4 separate regions of the Homo sapiens genome follow, and all the other regions are linked to region 2. A link is a contact called in ENCODE Hi-C or POLR2A ChIA-PET data. All regions are on one chromosome and are shown on one strand. The core of a region is the stretch at or near the end of the contact, and the rest is flanking DNA. Distances in the headings are between cores, read along the strand shown. Region 1 overlaps RAPGEF6 (Rap guanine nucleotide exchange factor 6). Region 2 overlaps CDC42SE2 (CDC42 small effector 2). Region 3 overlaps LOC105379172 (a long non-coding RNA gene). Region 4 overlaps RAPGEF6 (Rap guanine nucleotide exchange factor 6).

The links. A loop is a pair of places that touch in the nucleus more often than their neighbours do. ChIA-PET counts read pairs that join two places held with the same protein, here RNA polymerase II (POLR2A). Pooled maps may share reads with other maps.
Region 1: a pooled map shows a loop between it and region 2 (3-fold over the local background). The contact joins two enhancer-like sites. A Hi-C loop is called at or near these places in 8 of 50 pooled maps. POLR2A ChIA-PET finds 5 or more read pairs at or near these places in 7 of 52 experiments (CD4-positive, alpha-beta memory T cell, HepG2, OCI-LY7 and 4 more).
Region 3: a loop to region 2 is called in a map with no recorded cell type, with 6 times the contacts of the local background. The contact joins two enhancer-like sites. A Hi-C loop is called at or near these places in 1 of 37 single-sample maps with no recorded cell type and 6 of 50 pooled maps. POLR2A ChIA-PET finds 5 or more read pairs at or near these places in 1 of 52 experiments (activated CD4-positive, alpha-beta T cell).
Region 4: a map with no recorded cell type shows a loop between it and region 2 (2.7-fold over the local background). The contact joins two enhancer-like sites. A Hi-C loop is called at or near these places in 5 of 37 single-sample maps with no recorded cell type and 2 of 50 pooled maps. POLR2A ChIA-PET finds 5 or more read pairs at or near these places in 1 of 52 experiments (activated CD4-positive, alpha-beta T cell).

Annotation. Positions count from the first base shown.
Region 1 is chr5:131,533,972-131,540,092 of GRCh38, reverse strand. All of the region lies in intron 6 of RAPGEF6 (Rap guanine nucleotide exchange factor 6), which reads left to right. Among named protein-coding and RNA genes, the nearest start is that of RAPGEF6, 98 kb to the left of the region's middle. RefSeq lists an enhancer at 3,318-3,547 and a silencer at 3,303-3,597. Within about 2 kb of position 3,517, at least 6 of the 41 ENCODE cell types and tissues checked have a DNase peak (open chromatin) inside an H3K27ac peak, as active enhancers do.
Region 2 is chr5:131,278,707-131,284,459 of GRCh38, reverse strand. All of the region lies in intron 1 of CDC42SE2 (CDC42 small effector 2), which reads right to left. Among named protein-coding and RNA genes, the nearest start is that of CDC42SE2, 18 kb to the right of the region's middle. Within about 2 kb of position 2,764, at least 6 of the 41 ENCODE cell types and tissues checked have a DNase peak (open chromatin) inside an H3K27ac peak, as active enhancers do.
Region 3 is chr5:131,065,728-131,071,779 of GRCh38, reverse strand. LOC105379172 (a long non-coding RNA gene) reads right to left here. Exons shown (of 5, transcript XR_007058928.1): 5 at 3,230-3,519. Among named protein-coding and RNA genes, the nearest start is that of HINT1, 97 kb to the left of the region's middle. Within about 2 kb of position 2,704, at least 6 of the 41 ENCODE cell types and tissues checked have a DNase peak (open chromatin) inside an H3K27ac peak, as active enhancers do.
Region 4 is chr5:131,493,172-131,499,009 of GRCh38, reverse strand. It overlaps RAPGEF6 (Rap guanine nucleotide exchange factor 6), which reads left to right. Exons shown (of 28, transcript NM_016340.6): 12 at 403-567; 13 at 3,350-3,457. Among named protein-coding and RNA genes, the nearest start is that of RAPGEF6, 140 kb to the left of the region's middle. Within about 2 kb of position 2,474, at least 2 of the 41 ENCODE cell types and tissues checked have a DNase peak (open chromatin) inside an H3K27ac peak, as active enhancers do.

The DNA of each region.
Region 1 (6,121 bases), core at 2,268-4,767, 250 kb before region 2:
CATAGCGTCTGCACAGACATGGAGCCAGCCAGCTCTTCCTAAAAGAACATCTGGAAAGAATGATTTCCATGGCAGCATTATGGATTGGGGTTTTTAATTTGAAGGGATTCCCTTTGCTGTGACATCTTTATGTATTTTCTTTCCATCTAGTCTTTTGTTCTGGGATTGTATAGTGGGTGGTAGGATGATGTGACACGCTAGAATCTACTTTTTCATTTTAGGCTCACACATTACTAATGTAGCAGGCGGTTCTTTCTCATTGCTACTTCTCTGATTATATCACGTTCTCCATTCTCTTTCAGTGCTCCATGTTTTGTTTAGATCCAGAGCATATTAGAGAGTTAATGTACATTTGTCAATGCAGCTCAATAAGAGGTGATTATTAGGACACCACATCACTTACCAACTTTGTGGTGATATACTGAAAAATGGCTGGATGCTTTTACTTGACCATGGGTGTGACCTCTTAAGGTATTATTGCAAGTGTGTTTCGCTTTTATGGAGTGTGTGTGTATGTGTGTCTTATTCATCAAGCCATTCCTGTAGTAAGAAATAGGTCCATGCCCCCACCTCCTCATGAGAAACTAGAGGACTTTGGTACAAACATGTGATTGCTTAGTTCTCTTCATGGAGCACCAGTAAACAAAAAGTTTAAATATTTATTCAAGTCAAACTAAAGGAGGTGTAAGCACTATTGTTGGATCAATCATTAGGAGAATTTAGAATTTGAACTGTTTAAGTGAAAGTCACTGTTTGATGAAGAAGCTTGTTAACATTGTGAACTTTATTTTGTATTTGTGGGCTTGATAAATCCTGATTGTTTTTAATATGGTATTTCATAAGTACTTTCAGAATGAAATAATGAATGAATAAACAGACTTTTGTTACTTCTAAACTCAGGAAGTTTGCAAATGGGATCTTTGATAATCTTATTTGTATATAAGACAGTGAATGCTGATCACACTACTACTGAGAAGTTTGGATCCCCACCTCTAAGAATCTTCAGCTTTTCAATATTGCTTCTCTTCTCTCTTTATTTACAGCCCCAAATACTCTGAACAGGTGTATATTCTTTGTGATTCTTTCTACCTTAAAAACAAAAGAAGACTTTCTGTTTTTGTTTACGAGTATCTAACATCCTTTAGGAGAATACTCCTCCTTTATCTTCTAGGAAATAATATGGAATTCTTGATAGGTTTTTGTACCTAGTTAGAAGGTATTGAGTCCACAAATAGACAAAAAGCATAGAAGTGATACAACTAAAACTAGGACAAATGCCAAGTTAGAGCAGATTTTGTTTTAATTTTGTGAAGAAATGCTTATTGTAGAAATGTAAAATATATAGAAGAGTATGAAGAAGGAAATGAATTTGCTGTCATCCTCAAAACTGGAGATAGCTACTGTCACTTAAAATTTTTTTAATGTACCATGGTCCCTCAGTATCCATGGGGGCTTGGTTTCAGGACCCCCTGCAGATACTAAAATTCGAGGATGTTCGAGTCCCTTTTATAAAATGGTGTAGTATTTTTGTGTAATCTATGCACATCCTTCCATATACAGTCATGTGTTGCGTAATGACAGACCACATAAATGACATCAGATTTTGCTGCCTGTTTTTACTGTACGTTTTCTGTGTTTAGATACACAAATACTTACCATTGTGTTACAGTTGCCTGCATTATTCAGTAGAGTAACATGCTGAGCAGGTTCATAGCCTGGGAACCATAGGCTGTACCATGTAGCCTAGGTGTATAGTAGGCTATACCGTCTAGGTTTCTGTAGCTACACTCAGTGATGTTTGCCCAAGGATGAAATTGCCTAATGACACATTCCTCAGAATGTACCCCAGTTGTTAAGCAATGCATGACTGTATTTTGAATCATTTCTAGATTACTTATAATACCTAATACAGTGTAAATGCAGTGTAGATAGTTGCTATACTGAAATTTGTAGTTTTTTTTATTGTTGTAGTGGTTTTTTGTTTTTGGTTTTTTAGGTTTTATTTGAGACGGTCTCGCTGTCAACTAGACTAGAATGCAGTGGAATGATCACAGCTCATTGCAGCTTTGACCTCCCAACTCAAGGGATCCTCTCACCTCAGCCTCCTGAGTAGCTGGGATTATAGGCACATGCCTCCACACCCAGCTAACTTTGTTTTTTTTTGTAGAGACGGAGTTTCATCATGTTTTTCAGGTTGGTCTTGAACTCGTGGGCTCCAGCAATAGCCTGCCTCGGCCTCCCAAACTGTTGGGATTACAGATGTAATCACCACCACCCCCAGCCTCTACTGTTATTTTTAATGGGATTTTCCCAAAATATTTTCTGTCTGCAGTTTCTTCAATCTGCAGGTACAGAACCCATGGACACAGAGGGCTGACTGTATATATCTTTTGATTAATTTAAATATTTTAATTAATTTAGATGATGCTGAATGTTTAGTTATGTATCCTTGTGTTTGTGTTTCTCATGCAGTTAAATTTTTTCCAAAACATTACTTTCAATATTAATATAATGCTGTATGAGTGTAACGAAGTATTCTCACGTGGCTTCCAATTTTTCTCCTATTACAAACAACTTTTAGGGAAAAATCTGTACATGACTGATTATTTCCTTAGGATTGAGTTACAGAAATTACTGGGTTAAAGGTATGAAAATTATTTTAAGTTTCTACATGAATATTGGTAACTTCTCAATAGGCATTTTAAAATTGTCTTTATTATTCACTATGTATAAAATGCTTGAGTACTGAGAGGACCAGAGCAGGGCATGCCCCTCTGGTTGTCTGGGGCAGTTCTTCCTCCCTTAATGGTGTGACACTAATTCAGACAGATTTGCCCAGGGAACCAGAATTAGGAAGACTTTTTATCATACTTGAAATATTTTATGGAGTAATTGCTAAAGAAGGAGCTTTTGATAATTGTTTAAAGCAACTCAGATACTAATGTATACCAGTGGTCTAAGACTGATTATGACAGTGTTCCAGTTGGAAGGGGAATAACAACTACTCAGACATAGCAAACAAATTAATGCTGACCTAACGTTATTACCTTTTAGTTTGATTTGGTATGTGTTTATTAAGTGTGCTATCTTGTGTATGTGGCTTTTACAGTGCTAGAAAATGTAGTATTTAAAAGTAGAGAAGGGACGTAATGGTCATCTTTATGAACAAGGGATATAAAGGAACCCAGGAATTCACAGATAGTTTTAAATGAGAGTTCATTTTTTATCATTTATATATGTTACTCTCTTTTTGAAGAAAATTAATACGCTGTTTGAAACTTTAGGTTTGCATATACTTGAGTAACTATATACAAAATGTATCCTTTTGTGCAGGTATGAAGATGCTTGATACGCAGTGTAGACGGAAAGCAGAAGCATAGTGGTGCCTTTTATTGTTCTTTCAATTTCACTGATTCTAATTATAGAAGCTTACATCACCTTGGTTGATGATGACGGTTTCTCTCTCCTTCTTGGTTTTTCTTCCTCTATTACTCCCTAAGGGTGGATCATATTTCATAGTGCATGTGTGTCCAGCTGGTGGCTGTGACAGATTTTCAACAAAAATGGGGGTGATCAGTTAGTGGATATATATGACAGTATGCTGAAGCACACTGTTTCTTACAAGAGAATAAAAGAGCGTTGGTACTCTTGCCTCCCCTCCTTCATGAAGGCTGAGGAATAGGTATGCAGTTTGAAAGCAGAAGTCCTAAGGGGCACCAGTAATTAGAGTTAACTGTGTCTGATAACTGCAAAGATGCATTTCAGATGTTCATGTTAAACATGGGGGAAAACGGGTGGAAAAGATTGTTATGATCCTTTGAAAGGGCTTGTATGTTACCTATGATCATTTCAGTCATTTATTCATTTATTTTCCAAAAGACTTAAAGTGTTTTCACTATGTAAATCAGTACAATTTAAGTTTATATTTCAAAAACCAAATATAACTAAAATACAGAAATGAATATCCTCTTTATTTTGTAAAACTACAGAATTTTTCTTTTGTTCTTTAACTTCTTTGGCGTTTGACTTCTCTAAATTATGATTATAATATTTCATTGCAGATTGGGAATAAATTCCATTTAAAAATATAATAAGTAAATAAAATGCCTGGGTTAGTATAAATCCAGTTTTTGTTATCATTAGTTTTGTTTGTTTTTCATAATGCCTAGAATGTTTATCCTCTTATGGCTTACCTTCATCTATGGTAACCTTTCTCTGTCCTTCTTTTCAGTGTTGTCACATATTAACATAAAAGATGTGTTTACAGTTAGTTTAGTAACTATCAGAACCTTATCTTTGGCTTTCTAAACAATATGATTTTAAGTATTTCAGTTTGTATTTTTGTTTATAAATAATATACACAGTTAACATAAATTTTAATAACTACATGGCATTTACACTTTTATAAAAGTATTTTGTCATGATTTGAATCTTTGCAAAGTCAACATACATTGCTCTATTTTATAGTAGTGCAAAAGACCTTTCTAAAGCTAAAGATTTCATTAATAAGGGTTAGCATCATGGCATTTCATATGCAGGGGAAACGTGTTCATAAGTGGCTGTCCTGTAGTGATTCCTAGACAATAGGTAGATCAGGACATTCTCCTTTGCTGCACTTAATTCATTTGAATTGATAAGATAATGAGATGAGATCGTGATAAAATTCTAAAAGTGATGCAAGGGAAAAATAGGTTATTCACCTAGTCATTTATTTTAGTTATTTGATAAATTACTATTCTCTTCAAAGGATGTTTATTTCTTCATTCAGTAGTTAAAAGGTGAAGTCATTATTTCCTCAGAATGCTGGTGGATCCCCGTGTTGAGTATGGAATTTGGCCTGTTTCTTTTCTTAGTATTGTTACACAGGGAGATTTAGCATGATAGGTTCACTATACAGTTCCCTGGAATCGAAGATACTATGAGATGATTGGTAGAAAAGGAAAAGGATGATGTCATCTTCACTTACAAGCCAAACTAAAGGAAAAGAGAATTTTGTTCCTTTACTGAGTTGGTGTTTACTACAGTAGGTCTAACATATGGCACTAGTGGATTGCATTTCTCACACTGGGCAGCAGTTTTTTAAAGCAGCTAAGAGATGGCTGTCTCCCTTGCCCAGCTTGAGGTCCTTCTTTGTGTGTTGATCAGCATGATTTATAAAAAGGGGGAAAGGTGTGCATTAAAATTTTGCTTTTTGATTCGGCTATAATATATTCTGTTGGTACTATACATGAATATAATTACTGTCTGGTGTTGAAATTCTTGGTATTCTTGAATCTTGCTACTGATATTTATGTGTAAAATACTCATCTTTTAGAAATTTTATCTTAAGTGAAAGTTTGTCTTCATGTACATACAAAGTACCTACTATCATTTTTCTGTTTTAAAGAATGATTAACATTAGATTTTAATTAATGTACAATATTAAGTATCAAGTGGAATTCCAACTCACGTATGATTGATTTAAATTAAACTGAAAAAAAAAAAAACACATTGGTGCTTGAAAACCAACCTGTATAAATATTGCATGTTTTATGTTTAGAAAACTAGTCATGCTTGTTTGCATTTGTGAGATTTAATTTTATATTTAAATGCGGGTATTGTGTATTTTGGTATTGTGTCTTTTGGAATTTTGGCAGAAAAACATTCTTAAAAGCTTTATGAAAATCTAAATAATTACATATTTTGAAAGCATAACTTGTCTTTGTTCAAAATTATACTTAGTTTAACTTAAATTCTAGTTTTATAAGTAGCAGTGTAATTCAGATTGGCAGCATAGTGTTGTTCAGAAAGTGACTCAGACTTTTCTCAAAGATATTGAAGAACTTATTTTTTTTGTGCTTAACAACAAGATGTTTCTTCTGCAGTCAGTGGAGTCCTTTGTTAAAAGACCTGTCTCCCAGGTAACATCTCCTCTTATGTTGCACACCCCATTTTCCCCAAAATAAAAGTGTTAGGTAAATAAAGCAAAATAATTATATTGCTTTGATTTGTTCAGTGATTGTTTTTCTCATAATTTTGCCGCCTGGAGGTATAACTAACTATATTTTACTATTGGGAACTGTCTTTCTTTGGCCACTAGGAGCAACCATTGCAAGCTTAGTTGGAGTATCTAATGCCTTGT
Region 2 (5,753 bases), core at 1,515-4,014:
AAAACCAGGTACACTGAACAGTTGTACACGTACAATTTTGTATCCTACTTTAGCACTCTAACAATTGTTTTCCTTTGAAATCCTTTACAATGAATTACTAATAAAAGATATATGCAGATGTACCTAATTTAACGACTCTTTTTTGTTAAAAATTAAGGTAATTTTCAATTTTTTAAAATTATAACTAATGCTTCACTGAATACTTTTGGATAAAAAGCTTTCTGAAGGATAAATGTGTTATATCCATGCAATGGGACATTATTCAGCCATTAAAAGGAATGAAGTACTGATACATACCACAACATGGATAAACCTTGAACATATTATGCTAAGTGAAAGAAGCCAATTACAAAAGGCCACATATTTCCTACACGGCTGATGGAAACGTAAAACTATGCAGCCACTTTAGAAAACAGACTAGCAGTTCTGCAAAATATTAAACACAGAGTTACCATACAACCCAGCAACTCTACTCCTAGGTATATATACCCAAGATAAATTAAAACAAATCCATGCAAAAACTTGTACATGAATGTTCATATTTATAGCAGCATTATTCATAACTGAAATGTGCAAACAACCCAACGTCCATTCACTGATAAATGGACAAATAAAATACTGTATAAGCATTCAACAGAATAATATTCAGCCATAAAAGAGAATGATGGGCCTGGCGCAGTGGCTCACACCTGTAATCCCAGCACTTTGGCAGGCCGAGATGGGCGGATCACCTGAGGTCGGGAGTTCAAGACCAGCCTGAACAACATGGAGAAACCTCGTCTCCATTAAAAATACAAAATTAGCCAGGCATGGTGGCACAGGCCTGCAATCCCAGTTACTTGGGAGGCTGAGGCAGGAGAATCACTTGAACCCAGGAGGCAGAGGTTGCAGTGGGCCGAGATCACACCACTGCACTCCAGCCTGGATAACAAGAGCGAAACTCCATCTCAAAAAAAAAAAAGAGAATGATGTACTGATACATGCTATATGAATAAATCTTGAAACATTATGCTAAATGAAAAAAGCCAGACACAAAAGGTCACATATCGCATGATTCCACTTACATTAAATGTCCAAAGAGGCAAATCTAGAAAGAGAAAATATGTAAACGGCTATCAGAGGATGTGGGGAGGGAAGAACAGAAATGACTACTCATTTTGTTTTGGGGTGATGAAAATATAAAATTAGTAGCAACGGTTGTACAACACTGACTTATGTAAAAAAGGTGATTTTGGCCAGGCGCAGTGGCTCATGCCTGTAATCCCAGCACTTTGGGAGGCCAAGGCGGGCAGATCACCTGAGGTCAGGAGTTCGAGACCAGCCTGAACAACATGGAGAAACCCCATCTCTACTAAAAATACAAAATTAGCCAGGCATGGTGGCACATGCCTGTAATCCCATCTACTCGGGAGGCTGAGGCAGGAGAATCGCTTGAACCCGGGAGGTGGAGGCTGCGGTGAGCCGAGACTGCACCACTGCACTCCAGCCTGGGCAACAAGAGTGAACCTCCATCTTAAAAAAAAAAAAAAAGGGCCAGGTGCAGTGGCTCACACTTGTAATCCCAGGACTTTGGGAGGCCAAGGCAGGCGCATCACGAGGTCAGGAGATCAAGACCATCCTGGCTAATATGGTGAAACCCCGTCTCTACTAAAAATACAAAAACATTAGCCAGGCATGGTGGCGGGCACCTGTAGTCCCAGCTACTCGGGAGGCTGAGGCAGGAGAATGGCATGAACCCGGGAGGCGGAGCTTGCAGTGAGCCGAGATCGCGCCACTGCACTCCAGCCTAGGTGACAGAGCAAGATTCCATCTCAATAATAATAATTTTAAAAAGGTGATTTTTTATGTGAATTATCTCAATTAGGGTGTCATTAAGGAAGGAAAATAACCTCCTCTCCCCCCAAAGAAGAAAAAAAAAGGTTACTTCCTTAGAATAATCTCTCAGAAGTGGAAATACACACAAATATGCCAAAGCGCTTTTGAAACAGGTTCCAGATTTATACTACCTCCAACAACATATTTAGTACCTGTGTCATCACTGTACTCAGGTCTGAACAAGCACCATTCCTTAAACCTTAAATCTGATAAGAGAAACTTGCTATTGTTTATTACTTTAAAAATGAACACTTTCTCCCCATATCTTAATCATAAACTTTTCAAATGGTCAGTTCTTAGCCTTTAAAAGTGACTTCTCTATGTATATAACACAAATGTTTCGATTTCTCAGGAAATGTAGAAATGGACTTTCTTACAATTTTGGTCAGCAATAATTAACTCATCCTAACTCAGTTCTATTTCAGCTTTTAACCTTAAAACTTTCCTTTAAGTCACATATTTTTAAAACAGTCCGAAAAACTACTCTCCTCCTTAGACAGGGAAATTAAAATTTCCCTGAAAGATCACTACCTGGGTTATACATGTTTCTAGTTTCCTGATGGCACTTAACTTTCAAGTGAAATGTCCAAGTGGCTCCCAAGACATTTTAAAACGATATGGTATTGTTGAAAGGAAATTAAACATTTATTAACATCTTATTCTACAAGCCAAATGCTTTATGTGCATTACTTCATTTAATCCTAACAAATGTATTACTCTCACTTAACTGAAAAGGAAAATGAAAATCACCAACGGTAAGAACTTGCCACGCAGCAAATATGCAGCAAAGTTAGAGATCAAATCGAGGTGTGTCTAAATTTCAAAGTCCATATTCTTTCTGCCACTTTACAATGCTTTCCAAGCTAAATGACTATGGAAAATCAGGCAAGACTTTGAATACTTGTTCTGCCACTTACTGTGTGACTAATTTCTAAACTTCTTCAGAGTAGAGTTTACAAAAACAAGGTCACTGTTCACAAAATAAATCTTAAAAGAGGAGGCTAAAAATTCACTGTGAGATGAAACTTTCTTTAAATACTATTTTTTCAACAGCAAAATGTATGGAATAATTCTAAACACTTTTCTAGAATTTGTTTCAAGATTCACTTTACCTTCCAACAGAGGCACTTGCATATCCACTCACAAACATGTAATGTAGATAAAAAACACTTCTTTAGGGGCTGTCAAGTCTCTTCTGTAGACCACAAATGCATCATTTCTCAGTAGAAAAGGCCACATCAACTACATTGCTCTTTACTCTTCTTTACCACATGAGAAATGTTTTCAGCAACATATACACCATTCAGGAAGTAGCACAAGGGGGTAAGAGAAAAAGCTACTGAAGAGAAAAAGACTGGAGGAGCTTGTGAGCAAGCAGTGATACAACACAGAAAGGACGAGGTTAAGAACAATAAAAATGAAGGCAAGACATCAGCGGTCTACTCTACCCCAGGTAATGGATATCACTGTGATCAAGGAAAAATCCTTAAAGGATCTTTGATTTGCTTTTACAATTGCTATTTAACGACCCAAACAACCACTTGACAAATTTGGAACTGGTGATTTCCAAAGAATGCAATATACCAATATATATGAGCAATTCTTCCACAAGGATTTTTCACATTCATAAAACAAAAATCAAAGGAAACATTAACATAAGAATTCTTACATGCTAAAATTTTTCCAAGAACTATTTCACTCCTCATTCTCACACATAAAAAGGGTAGCAATATCTAATAAAATTGTCATACTACAGATAGATGAAGGCCTTCAATAAAACACAGTTTTCTTCCAAAATTATTTTACTATTAAAGGATCAGTCGGACTTGGACAGACTAAAAAATATAAACTTATCTACAGGCTCATATTTTACCCTAGGGCTATTATTAAAATAATTCTGCTGTACATAGAATCCTGAATGGTTTTCATCAGCTAGTATAAAACAATCAGGCTATTGTGCAATGGTAAGAGGGCTCTTAAGAAAAAAATTACTGCTGAAAGTAATTCTTTTCTCCAGTTGACTTACCACATTCTACTCTCTATAAACACCATTGTTTTTAATCACAACTTTACCTACAGCTTTATCCTCGTCAAACAGAATTTTCACTTTCCAATATGACCCTTTCAAACTGAAGTAATAAAAAGTAATACTTTTATGATAATATTCGTTAAAGTGAAATGTCAGAGTCTATGTAAGATTTTGTGAAAAAACATATATTCATATTGAGGTATCTGGAAGGATGTTCATCAAAACATGACCACTGACTAGTTATTATATTTTAGGGTGGTAGGATTAAAACTTTTTCCTTAGCTTGTATATACTTTCTGATGTTCTACATTAAATACAGTTTGTGTGTGTGCATAAAAGAGAATAATTTCAGTTAAAGGGTAAGAAATGTAGACCCCATATTTTAATTCAGTAGCACCAGTTCAAATCCAGTTATTCAGAATTAACAAAGCAACTGTTGCTCAAAAAATGCCAATAAACTCCCGAGCCAACTAAGTTCAATTTTTCTTTGAGACAGGGTCTTGCTCTGTCATCCAGGCTGGAGTGCAGTGGTGTGAGCTCAGCTCACTGAAGCCTTGACATCCTAGGCTCAAGCAACCTCCCACCTCAGCCCCCAAGGAGCTGGGGTCATAAACACACTCATGCCCAGCTAATTTTTGTATTTTTTATAGAGATAGGGTTTCACCCTGTTGCCTGGGCTGATCTCGAACTCCTGTACTCAAGCAATCGCCCACCTCAGCCTCCCAAAGTGCCGGGATTACAAGCGTGAGCCAACCACTGTGCCCAGTCTCAGAGTTCAATTTTTAAACAATAATTTTTCTCCAGTCAGAAAATGCTGCCTGTAACTTTGTGTCTCTTTAAAGAACTGGGGGAGAAGGTAGAGGGAGAGTGTGGAAAACGGACTGGAATGTCCAGGTGACCACAGGAAAGGTAACAGGAAAAAACTTGAGAAAACAAGACAACACCATTTCATTGATTTGTAAAAGAAATCACAGAGTAGAAGAAAGTAAATTATCAGAGAAAGTAAGCAAGCACTTAAAGGGTAATAAGTAAAAGCAGAAAAAAAAGTTAAAAAAAATTGAACTCAGGAGTATTTATGTAAATTATTCTGAAAGGGGGGGGGGGAGGGCTGAGAAAATGCTATATAACAAACTGAATCAGTTCTGCTTTCTTGACCAGAAAAGTAACGCCTTTCAATAATCTTATTTAGCATAAGCAGTAAAACCAAGAACACTCTGTCAGAGGATCTGAAGATCTTTTGTGCCTGCTTTGGAATGAACTATTAGATACACAGTTAAACAATATACAAACATATAAATAGCACATTTTATGCAATAAATGAATCTAGAAGTAATCATCAGATGTAAAGAGAACATAACTTTGAAAAAGAAGGTAAAAGCACTGATATAACTCCACTGACCACCATAAAGAAATTTCTTTAAACCAAAATAAGTAATTCTACTAGACTAAACCATAAGAAATTGCCAATATTCACCAGGTGTGGTGGCTTACGCCTGTAATCCCAGAGCTTTGGGAGATCGAGGCATGCGCATCACTTGAGGTTGGGAGTTCAAGACCAGTCTGGCCAACATGATGAAACCCTGTTTCTACTAAAAATACAAAAATTAGTCGGGCGTGGTGGTGCACACCTGTAGTCTCACCTACTCGGGAGGCTGAGGCAGGAGAATCACTTGAACCTAGGAGGCAGAGGTTGCAGTGAGCCAAGACCAAGCCACTGCACTCTAGCCTGGGCAACAAACAGACTCTGTCTTTAAAAAAAAAAAAGAAGGGAGGGGAGAAGAGAGGAGAGGGGAGAGGAGAGGGGAGGGGAGGGGGAGGGGAGGGGAGGGGGGAGGGGAGGGGAGAGGAA
Region 3 (6,052 bases), core at 1,455-3,954, 210 kb after region 2:
AGCTTAGTCTAGCCTACCTTAAATGTACTCAGAACACTTACTAATGCCTACAGTTGGGCAAAATAATCTAATATGAAGCCTATTTTATAAGAAAGTGTTAAAAATCTCATGTAACATTAAACACTGTATTGAAAGTAAGAAACAGAATACTGTATTGAAAGAAAGAAACTTACTAACACCTACAGTTGGGCAAAATAATCTAATATGAAGCCTTTTTGTAAGAAAGTGTTAAAAATCTCATGTAACTTATTAAATACTGTATTTAAAGTAAGAAACAGTATGGGTACTCAAAGTACAGTTTCTACTGAAAGTGTATCACTTTCACACCATCCATAAAGTAAAAAAAAATATTAAGTTGAACCATTGTAAGTCAGGAGCCATCTGTATTCTGGGAAGTCTGGTGAGTCCTTTCAAATATCCAAACTGGAGCAAACTTTGCAGAGGTAAAAAGGGTCAAAATATAATGAAAAAATAATATTTTACCTGGATGATGTAGCAATTACACAACCTATATGTGCCTAGAAATATAATCTTAACATACATAAGGCAGGCCAGGCGCGGTGGCTCACGCCTGTAATCCCAGCACTTTGGGAGGCCAAGGCGGGTGGATCACGAGGTCAGGAGATCGAGACCATCCTGGCTAACACGGTGAAACGCCATCTGTACTAAAAATACAAAAAAAAAATTAGCCGGGCGTAGTGGCGGGCGCCTGTAGTCCCAGCTACTCGGGAGGCTGAGGCAGGAGAACGGCATGAACCCGGGAGGCGGAGCTTGCAGTGAGCTGAGATTGCGCCACTGCACTCCAGCCTGGGCGACAAAGCGAGATTCTGTCTCAAAAAAAAAAAAAAAAAATACATAAGGCAAAAATATAGAAGAATTACTCAGAGGACAAATCTATAATCACTCCCCCTAGAAACTGTTAAATCAAGTACATTAAAATTAGTTAACATAGTTACATGGCGGAGTTGCATACATGTTCGCCAATAATCTGTTCTCTCTCTTTCTTTCGCGTCTCACTCTGTTGCCCAGGCTGGAGTGTAGTGGCGTGATCTCGGCTCACTGCAACCTCCACTTCCTGGATTCAAGTGATTCTCTTGCCTTAACCTCCCCAAGTAGCTGGGATTACAGGTGCACGCCACCACACCTGACCAATTTTTGTATTTTTAGTAGAGACGGGGTTTCACCATGTTGGCCAGGCTGGTCTCCAACTATTGACCTCAGGTGATCCACCAGCCTTGGCCTCCCAAAGTCCTGAAATTACAGGCGTAAGTAGTGTAGGGTTGTGGCTGGGAAAATTATGTAGTTTTTCTGCTCCTATGTTCACTTCTTGTGACTGTCTCTGCTTCCACAGCCAAGGCATGGGAAGATGGGGGAAAAAAAAAAAGCAACATATATTTCCCCCATGCTTTTGGGACCCAAGTCCTGGCCAGAGAGAAGAGCTCTCTTCCCTTAGAGTTTCAGGTGCTTGCACAGCTGCCACTGCCTCTATGTCTGTTGCTCCAGGGGATTGCCTGGGGGCAGCAATAAGAGAGAACAGAAAAGAACACCCCAAGGGATTTTCTTCACTCTGATCCTTAAAGGCTCCCTTTTCTGCTTTTTGGACCAGAATGAGAGGACTTCTCTTGCAGCTCTTTCTATTTGCACCTACTGTGGAGTTCTGGGTTTTGGGATGCTTTTGAATCTAAGGCCAGAAAATAGCGGGAGAGGAGGACAAAACTCACCAGTGGATTGATCTTACATTGAGTTCTGTTTTGTCTCTCAAACCAGTCTGCTATTATTTACTTTTTAGAGTCCCTAGATAACTGCTCCCTGCCTTCTGTGCAGGGTTTTTAGTTGCTTCATTGAATGAGGCAGGGTGCATCTTACTTCATCTTAACTGCAACCACCCACTGGAATCATTATCTTTTAATTGAAAATCAGTGGTTTTACATTTTGTTCTTCCAGAGTGCATTTAACATGAGCCCAAGGCATCTCTTCTTTCCTTAGCTTTTTCAATCTTCCATCAGGAATAAACATGAGATGATTTTTAAAAATTTACTAACTACACATATTCTTTTTCTTGTATATGGGCACAAGATACTAGAAGGAGAGGAAATCACTACCTCAGTGAACATGCATGTACTTCAAGACCTATTTGGAGTTTTTAAGAAAAGATTTCTTCACTCATTGCACCTAGGCTTTCAAATGGAAAAGAATAGCCTGAAATGCATTAGAGCAGCAAGTTTCTCATGTGAAACTTCATTTCCTGGCAGCCTCTTTCTGAAGAGACCAAGCAACATCCTGTGTTGCTCTGAAAGCATGGGGCAGCCACCCTAGGCTGTCAACCCAGCCAGGCTCCACTTCAAAGACTGACTACAGTGCTAGTTCAGCACTTAGCAATTAACATTGCACAGACGACATGGCTGACCTTTATTTTGAAAGTGTTTTTTACAGTTTCAGAATGTATCTAGAGAAAGAGCTTATAATATATTCTTCAGTTAAAAGCAACAAAGAGAAAACTTGCTTCTCATTTCCAACAGGGAATGACTCTTGTGTATAAAAAATTCAAAATTCAATAAACAACTATAAGGCATTTTTCGTATGTACACAACCACAATAAAAACACTGTCTTGAATTTGGCACAGCATAATTTCTTGAGAACAAAGAGCCATTATTATCACCATCACCACTACCACCACAACAAGGCAGGGGGCCAAGGAAGGGGAAGACAGAGAAAGAGAGACAGAGAGAGAGAGAATGTAATTTAGTTGATTGGGCCTTTTATGGTTTGAGAAATGATCATTAATTGCAGTTTGTTCTTAAAACAGTAGATGGCTCCTTAGACCTGAAATAGTTGAGAATATATATATATATATATATATATATATTTTTTTTTTTTTTTTTTTGAGATGGAGTCTTGCTCAGTTGCCCAGGCTGGAGTGCAGTGGCGCGATCTCGGCTCACTGCAAGCTCTGCCTCCTGGGTTCACGCCATTCTCCTGTCTCAGCCTCCCGAGTCACGCCCACCACCACGCCTGGCTAATTTTTTTTGTATTTTTAGTAAAGACGGGATTTCACCATGTTAGCCAGGATAGTCTCGATCTCCTGACCTCATGATTTGCTCACCTCGGCCTCCCAAAGTGCTGGGATTACAGATGTGAGCCACCGCGCCCGGCCGAGAATGATATTTTTGTAAGGACAGTGTAGAAATATAATTCAAATAGGGAAATCTGGTGCTGGGTCCTTTTACTAGAAAGGGAATCTATTGTACATTATGAGGTCAGGCAGTCAGAAATGTATTATCAGAACTTCCCAGAATTGGTGTTGTTGAGGGTGATTCAATGATAAAGAGTCATAAAATCCAATTTTGTTACCCTTTTGCCGTGGGATCTAGCATAACATTGTTGGTATTCTTGCCATGGTTGCAATTGTCTCTAGGGTCAGGAGATGCTTCAGTAAGCGCAGAACTCACTAGCCGTAACAGATGAAATAGGAAGAATTGCCACTAAATGAGCTCTTTTGAAAGAGTTGGAGTTATTTTCTGTTTTGGGAATGAGAAATAAGAGTATAGAATTTGGCAATATTAGCAAGATGAAACTTCCTCATGACACCATAAATTTATTCTAAATAAAAATGGAGAGGTTGAACAGAGATCTTTGGTTTTAATGCAAATGCCAGAGAATTACTTTGCAACAGAAGCTTGGGAAGCACTAGTTTGTAACCTTTTTGATGAGGGAATCAATATACTTGGAGGTGAAAGATTCATGCACACTTAGAAATAAGCAGCTGGGCCTCTGGAAGAACAGGAATGGGAAGTTGGGTCTACAGTCAAAGCAATAGGAGTGTCCTGCCCTTAATTTGACTCATTTAGCCTTTGCCCATCTGCTTCTATTTTGATAAGAAATATCTCCTTGATCCTCTGCTCTAATTTTTTAAATCTTCCTCCTAACTTCTGCTTACTCATAGTTTTGTTTCCCTCGTAATTTCTGTTTGAACATGGTCTGTCGTGGTTTTCTTGCTCAATTTCTACATTAGATCATCTCACTTCTGCTTCATTTTGTTGACCTCACCTTTCCTTTGTTATTTCCTTGGTTAAAATTCCTGAGGAAGAGAAATTGATGAGCTGATCTCAATTCTTGTCCCAGGACTCCCAGGACACATTGTATTTTGTTGGCAATTTTTGGTTTAACATTCTTTTGGGTCAGGTGTCCTCCCATATATCTGGCAAGGCTGGAAAGGATATAAAGCATGTTTGCATAAGTCCAGCTTCTTCTGCATGGTGAGGGACAGGGTAGAGGACCTAGAACCAGAAATTGGTTTATTTAGAACTATGGTGACCACATGTCCAAGTTTTTCTGGAAGATTCACAATTTCAATATGCTGTCTTGCATCCAGTGTAGTTTAGTATTTGTCTCAGGCTTTTCATTTTTTAATAAAATTTAAAAAATTAATACTTGTGGTGGTGGACATGGATATACATTGCCAAAATCTACCTTTCAGGAAGGATTTGCTTTCTAGCTGGTGGAGTGCAGTCAACAGAAACCTCCAGCTGTCAGCTTCTTTGGGATTTGCTTGAGCTGCAGTGAACTGCATTGTCGAAGGTCATATCTTTTCCAAGCCAGCCTGTGTCTGGTGACTGACTGAGGTGGGGGAATAAAGTCCTGGCCATTTCACCCTAATGGGGGAGGTCCCTGTATTAGTTTGTTTTCATACTGCTGTAAAGAAATACCAGAAACCAGTTTACTTATAAGAAAAGGGGTTTAATTGACTCACAGCTTCACAGACTATAAAGGAAGCATGGCTTGGGAAGCCCCAGGAAACTCACAATCATGGCTGGTGTTGAGTCCCTGTAGCTTTTCCAGGTGCACAGAGAAAGCTTCTCACGGATCTACAATTCTGGGGTCTGGAGGACGGTGACCCTCTTCTTGCAGTTCCACTAGGCAGTGCTCCAGTGGGGACTCTGAGTGGGGTCTCCAACCACACATTTCCCCTGCACATTGCCCTAGTAGAGGTTCTCCATGAGAGCTTTGCTCCTGCAGCAGACTTCTGCCTGGACATGCATTTCCATACATCCTCTGAAATCTAGGTGGAGGCTCACAAACCTCAACTCTTGCCCTCTGCACACCTGCAGGTTTAACACCATGTGGAAGCAGCCAAAGCTGATAGTTTGCATCCTCTGGAACAGTGGCCTGAGACATATTTGGGACCCTTTTAGCCATAGCTGGAGCTGGAGCAACTGGGATGCAGGGAGCAGTGTCCTGAGGTTAGGACCCTAACTCAGGGCAGCAGGGCCCTGGACTCAGTCCACAAAACCATTCTTCCCTCCTAGGCCTCTGGGCCTGTGATGGTAGGGGCTGCCAGGAAGGTCTCTGAAATACCTTTGAGGCATTTTCCCCAGTGTCTTGGCTATTAACATTCAGCTCCTCTTTATGCAAATTTTTGCAGCTGGCTTGAATTTTTCTCCAGAAGGTGGGTTTTTCTTTTCTACCACATGGTCAGGCTGCAAATTTTCTAAACTTTTATGCTATGTTTTTCTTTTAAATATTAGTTCTAGTTTCAGATCATCTCTTTGCTCATGCATATGACCAAATGCTGTTAGAAGCAGCCAGGCTACTTCCTGAATGCTTTGCTGCTTAGAAATTTCTTTTGCCAGATACCTTCAATCATCACTCTCAAGTTCAATATTCCATGGATCCCTAGGGTAGGGTACAATGCTGCCAGTCTCTTTGCTAATGCATAACAAAAGTGACTTTTGCTCCAGTTCCCAATAAGTTCCTCATCTTCATCTGAGACCCCCTCAGCCTGGACTTCATTGTCCATATCACTATCAGCACTTTTGGTCACAACAATTTAGCAAGTCTCTAGGAAGTTCCAAACTTTCCCTCATCTTCCTGTCTTCTTCTGAGCTCTCCAAACTGTTCCAACCTCTGCCCATTACCCAGTTCCAAAGCTGCTTCCACATTTTCAGTTATCTTTATAGCAATGCCTCACTCCCAGTAACAATTTTCTGTATTAGTCTGTTCTCGCACTGCTATAAAGAAATGGCTGAAACTGAGTAATTTTTAAGAAAAAAG
Region 4 (5,838 bases), core at 1,225-3,724, 210 kb before region 2:
TTTTTCTTTCTTTCTTTAGTTTAACTTTCACCTCTTTTGTTGCCTTGAGACAATAAATACATGCCCTGGTTGTAGGAGAAGTGGCAGTAACAGCCCACACCAGGGCTAAGTTAGTGAAGTTCAAAGGTCCTGCTATGATGAAATGCCAGTGAAAACAGCTTCAGCTGAGTGAGTGCTGTTGGCTATTTATTTCTCTGCCTTTTCTGTCTCTCAACCTCTGGGTGCTGGTGGATTACAATTAAGTTTGCATTCCAATTCTCCCAGCGCTAAGGATTTAAAGGCGAAACTGTACTTTGACGATTTGTCTAATGGAGTAGCTACAAAGCGGAGTAATCAACAATAGTTCTTTGGTTCTTGGGTCATTTGTTTATTTTCTAATCCTTCCTATCCTTGGATTTTTAGGCAACACCTGAGCGTCTCATAATGCATTTAATAGAAGAACATTCCATCGTGGATCCAACTTATATAGAAGATTTTCTATTAACTTACAGGACATTTCTTGAAAGTCCTTTGGATGTTGGGATCAAACTATTGGAATGGTTTAAGATCGACAGCTTAAGAGATAAGGTTGGTTTTATAAGGGGCATGAAAGTGATTTTAACCCAAAATTTTATTCATGAAACTTTTATAGTTGATAGATTACCTGTTTATTATGATAATAAGATTCAGTACACCTAAAAAAATTAATGAACCTGAACCATCAGTATAAACATTCTCTGCTTACTTTTATGACAGAATAGCATGCTAAAAGTGGACGAGAGCCTTAAAAGGCAAAAACTGAAATAAAGCTCTGGTATAGCTATAGGTTCAGGAAACATAATAGTTACATGAGAGTATTTTAGAATTTTACTGAAATACTTGATTGTTTCTGGAGATCAATAAAACATTTTAAAACGGATTTAATATTTTAGAAAGAATATTCATCAAATACATTTTTTTAAGAGGGCAGATTGCTTTTAAGCTTCAAAATGGGAATATTTTTATTTTCTTGAGTTACAGACTTCACAATCATTTGAAAACAATTTATCAAACCTTAATATGTCTCTCCTGTGACTTATTTAAATCTACCTTTTGAGTATTTTTTTGTATTAAATGTTGTTCACTATTTTAAATAAATTAGCTTATTTCATGGGATATGTTTGCACATTTAATGGAAAGACTAGTAATACTTCCACAAATTGGTAAGAAATAAGTTGTTTCAAGAAAATAAAAGTAGGATCATAATTGTCTGGTGTGTCTTTTTGAGTTATATTTTAAAGGAAATAAACTAGTTGCAGGTAAACTGCAGAATTCTTTTATTTAGGAGACTAACATCTAAAACTACAGGCTTGCACACCTCTCACCCTTTTTCTTAGAATTAAATATATTTACCTTGGTTGCCAAGAAAATAAAGGCATGCTTTGGAAATGAACAAGAATATGATTTAGTGATAATTATCCATATGCAAAAGAATGAAAATGGATTACCACCTTATACTATAAACAAAAATGTACCCAAAATGGGTCAGAGACAGAAGAGCTAAAACTATAATGCCTTAAAGATAGGGGTAGATTATCATGGCCTTGGATTTGGCGTTGGTTTCTCAAATATGAAAATATGATACCCAAGCACAAGCAACAAAAGAAAAAAGAGATAATTGGACCTCATCAAAATTAAAATTATTTTTGCATCAAAGGACACTGTCCAGAAAGTTAAGACAATGCACAGAATAAGAGAAAATTATATATCTGATAAAGGTTTAATATCCAAAATACATAAAGAACTTTTACAACTCAACAACGAAAAGACAGCACAGTTTAAACATGGACCAAGGACTTGTATAGACATTTCTCCAAAGAAGATATGTAAATGGCCAACAGGCACATGACAAAGATGTTCAGCATCATTAATCATAGAGATATGCAGTCATAACCTCAATGAGATACCACTTTACACCCACTAGGATGGCTTTTAAAAAGGGGGAAAAAAGAAAAAGTAACAAACATTGCCAACGGTATGGAGACATTGAACCCTCCTCCCCACCCCCACCCTACACACATTGATGGTGGGAATGTAAAATGGTATTACCTCTGTGGAAAAAACAGTTTGAGCAGTTCTTCAAAAAGTTAAACATAGGGTTACCATATAGCCCAGCAATTCTAATCCTAGGTAAATACCCAGAGAATTAAAAACAGGTGTGCAAACGAAAACTTGACGTAAATATTCGTAGCAGCACTATTGACAATAGCCAAAAGGAAGAAATGACCCAAATGCCCATCATGGATAAACAAAATGTGGTATAGCCGTACAATAAAATATTATTCAGCCATAAGAAGAAAAGAAGTACTAATACTTACTACACCATGATGAACCTTGAAAACATTAAGCTAAGTAAAAGAAGCCAATCACAAAAGGCTAGGTATTGTATGATTCTATTTATGTGGAATAGCCAGAACAGACAAATAGACAGAAAAGCAGACTAGTGGCCGCCAGGGGCTGGAGAGAGGGCAGAATGGGAAGTGAAAGCTTAATGAGTTTGAGGTTTACTTTTGGAGTGATGAAAATGTTCCAGAACTCAGAACTAGACAGTGGTGATGGTTACACAGTATTGTTAAGGTACTAAATTATGAACTTTAAAATCATTAAAATGATGAATTTTATGTGGATTCTACCACGATTTAAAAAAAATGACTCATTTCTTACATTGTTAGGCATGTTATTCAAATCAGCTTACATTCGTTAATTTTTAACTTTTCTGAAGCAAAGTAAACGATTCTGCAGTTTGAAAATTTACAGTGTTTATAATGAAAGAAGTTTCAGATTTGTAAGGGTTTTTGTTTTGTTTTTTAATTTTTATAGAGACAGGGTTTTGCTATGCCCAGGCTGGTCTCAAACTCCTGGACTCAAGGGATCCTCCTTGCTTCAGCCACCTGAGTTGCTGGCATTGCAGGTGTGAGCCACTGCACCAGACTCAGATTTGTTTTTGTTACCGTTTTGGTTAAACATGTTCTTGACCATGGAAACGCTTTCGGTATGGATTTTTGATTGATAGGATTGCCTGCTTTATGACATGAAGTTTGCATTTTAAGGTGCTACCTGAAATAGACATTCTGTGTACTTCTTTTATCTTAACAAACAGGCTTGTGTCTTCTCACTGAGTGGACAGTGTCCTGGCTCTGTTACTTCTGTGCACAGGGAAGCAAAAGCTCAAATTAAACCATGCCTTTCTGTTAGAATGAGCCTTTTTTACACAAGGGAGGGAACAAGAGGGTTGTCAGTTCTTCATGAGTTTTAGACATGCTTTTGGAATCCACTTGTGCAGAAGGAATGCCTCTTATAACCATATGCTGCCTCTTTTATGTTTCCACAGGTGACACGGATTGTATTATTATGGGTAAATAATCATTTTAATGATTTTGAAGGTGACCCTGCTATGACTCGATTTCTAGAGGAATTTGAAAAAAATCTGGAAGATACAGTAAGGCTCAAAATAATTTCTATTCTTCAGAGTGTAGTGGTCCCCCCTCAACACTAGCAAACTCAGAACAGCAATAGCTTTCATTCTTTCCTGTGTCTTAAATGTCCATTCTTAGAACTTCCGAATCTGTATTCTAGACTTTTGTTCATTTATTCTCTGCCACCTCAATTAAAACAACATTTACACTCCTTCCTGACTCTTCCATTTATTTTTTATTTATATTTATTTATTTATTTATTGTATTTATTTGTTTTTTTTTTGAGACGGAGTCTCGCTGTCGCCCAGGCTGGAGTGCAGTGGTGCAATCTTGGCTCACTGCGACCTCCGCTTTCCAGGTTCAAGCAATTCTCTCCTACCTCAACCTCCTGAGTAGATGGGACTTCAGACGCGCACCACCACGCCCAGCTAGGTTTTGTATTTTTAGCAGAGACAGGGTTTCACCAGATTGCCCAGGCTGGTCTCAAACTCCTGACCTCGTGATCCGCCCGCCTCGGCCTTCCAGAGTGCTGAGATTACAGGCGTCTGAGCCACGGCGCCTGGCCCAAATCTTCCATTTCTGTATTGACATTCTTATCTCTTAGTTACTCAGGCTTATAAACCTGGTGTTATATGTGTACCCTCAGTCTCTTTTTCTTGAATTCCCTGGCCAGGATTTCCAGTCAGTTGCTAAAGTCACCTAGGTCACTGATTTAGTCATACACATGTATGTTCACATATTTTCTTATGGTCTCTCTCAGCCATTTCTTTTTTACTCCCTAGTTTAGGACTTAATATATCTGATCTATTATAATCTGCTCACTGACCCTAGTTCTAGTTTCTCTTCTAGTTCATTCTGTGTGGCCAAAAGATTGCTTTTAAAACACACATGTGATGACTATTATTTTCTTTGTCAGTAATCTATACTTCCTACCAAAGCAGTTCCTCACCCATATATTCAGGTCCCTTGCCTACCTTTTTGCCCTTTTTCCTGTGTACCCTAGATTATAGCCAAATCAGACTATTTTATTTTCCAGTTCTGCATCCAGACCATGCTAGAATTTTCTTTTCCTCACCTATTGAAACTCTGTTTCACTATCAGTGCATATCCTAAATATCAAATCTATATTGACTTTCTAGGTTTCCTTTCTATATAGGATTCATCTGTTCTAAATGTACAGCACCTAAGATAATTCCCTCCAAGTCCACAGTAGCTGTTCGTGAATTCATTTTAAACTCCCTGTCAGATATAAAACTTTGAGCTGTGACTTGGTTGCCTCCTTCAAGCAACTTGAAATTTTAGGAAATAAGTAGTAATGCAGCATAGTGTTTTAGGAGTACAGCTCAAGCTCCACCATTTGCTAGATTTGTAAACTCAGACATTGCCTGATCTTATGCCTTAGTTGTGTTATTTGTAAAGATAGTAGTTCCTAGTTCATTGAGATTGTTGTAAGGATTATAATGAGCTGAGAGGCATAACAGTCTGTACACAAAACCTGTGACATAGCAAATGCTCAAGAGCTGTAATTAATTACTTACAGAGCATAAGTGGATTGAGTTGAATGAAGTGGGAAAAATTGGCAAATTTGGTCCCTTTCATTACCCCTTGGTTCCTATTGACTTCTCGGCAGCACATGTGCTCTATACAAAATGGGGAGAGTGAACAACACTGGGAACTTGATTAAAAGGTTATAGAGGTACTCCACTATCATTTGAGTCATCCTGTGTTGGCTTTGTAAATATTCAAGGGACATCAGAATGTGGGAAAAAAAGTCATGGGATTTTTTTTTCCAGTAATCAGTTAGCCATCAGGTATTCATTGCATTCTACTTTATACTCAAAGACATCAATGTAGGATCAGAACAGATGTAAGACTTGGTGTCTGCTTTAAAAAAAAAAAACTTTAGCTTTTTGTTATGGACATGAGATTTGCACATATTAACACTATTTGAGATAATTGAAACTGGAATTAGAACTGGTAGACTATTACTGAGTTTAAGGAAGAGCTAAAATAATACAAGAAGGAAGTCTTTTCTGGACGAGATGAAAACTTGAATGTTTCTTTGAACATTGGACAATATTTAAAAAGGTGGTTCAAGTTGTTCAAGGTTTTGAATAAAGGTTTTAAAAGATTCTGGTTTTATATAACAGCCAGGAGATAAGCAAGGTGGGAGTAGAGTGTGTATTAGGAAAAGTTTAAGAAATGATAAGTAGGTCGGGCGCGGTGGCTCATGCCTGTAATCCCAGCACTTTGGGAGGCCGAGACAGGCGGATCACGAGGTCAAGAGATCAAGACCATCGTGGCTAACATGGTGAAACCCTGTCTCTACCAAAAATACAAAAAATTAGCCGGGCATGGTGGCGGGCGCCTGTAGTCCCAGCTACTCGGGAGGCTGAGGCAGGAG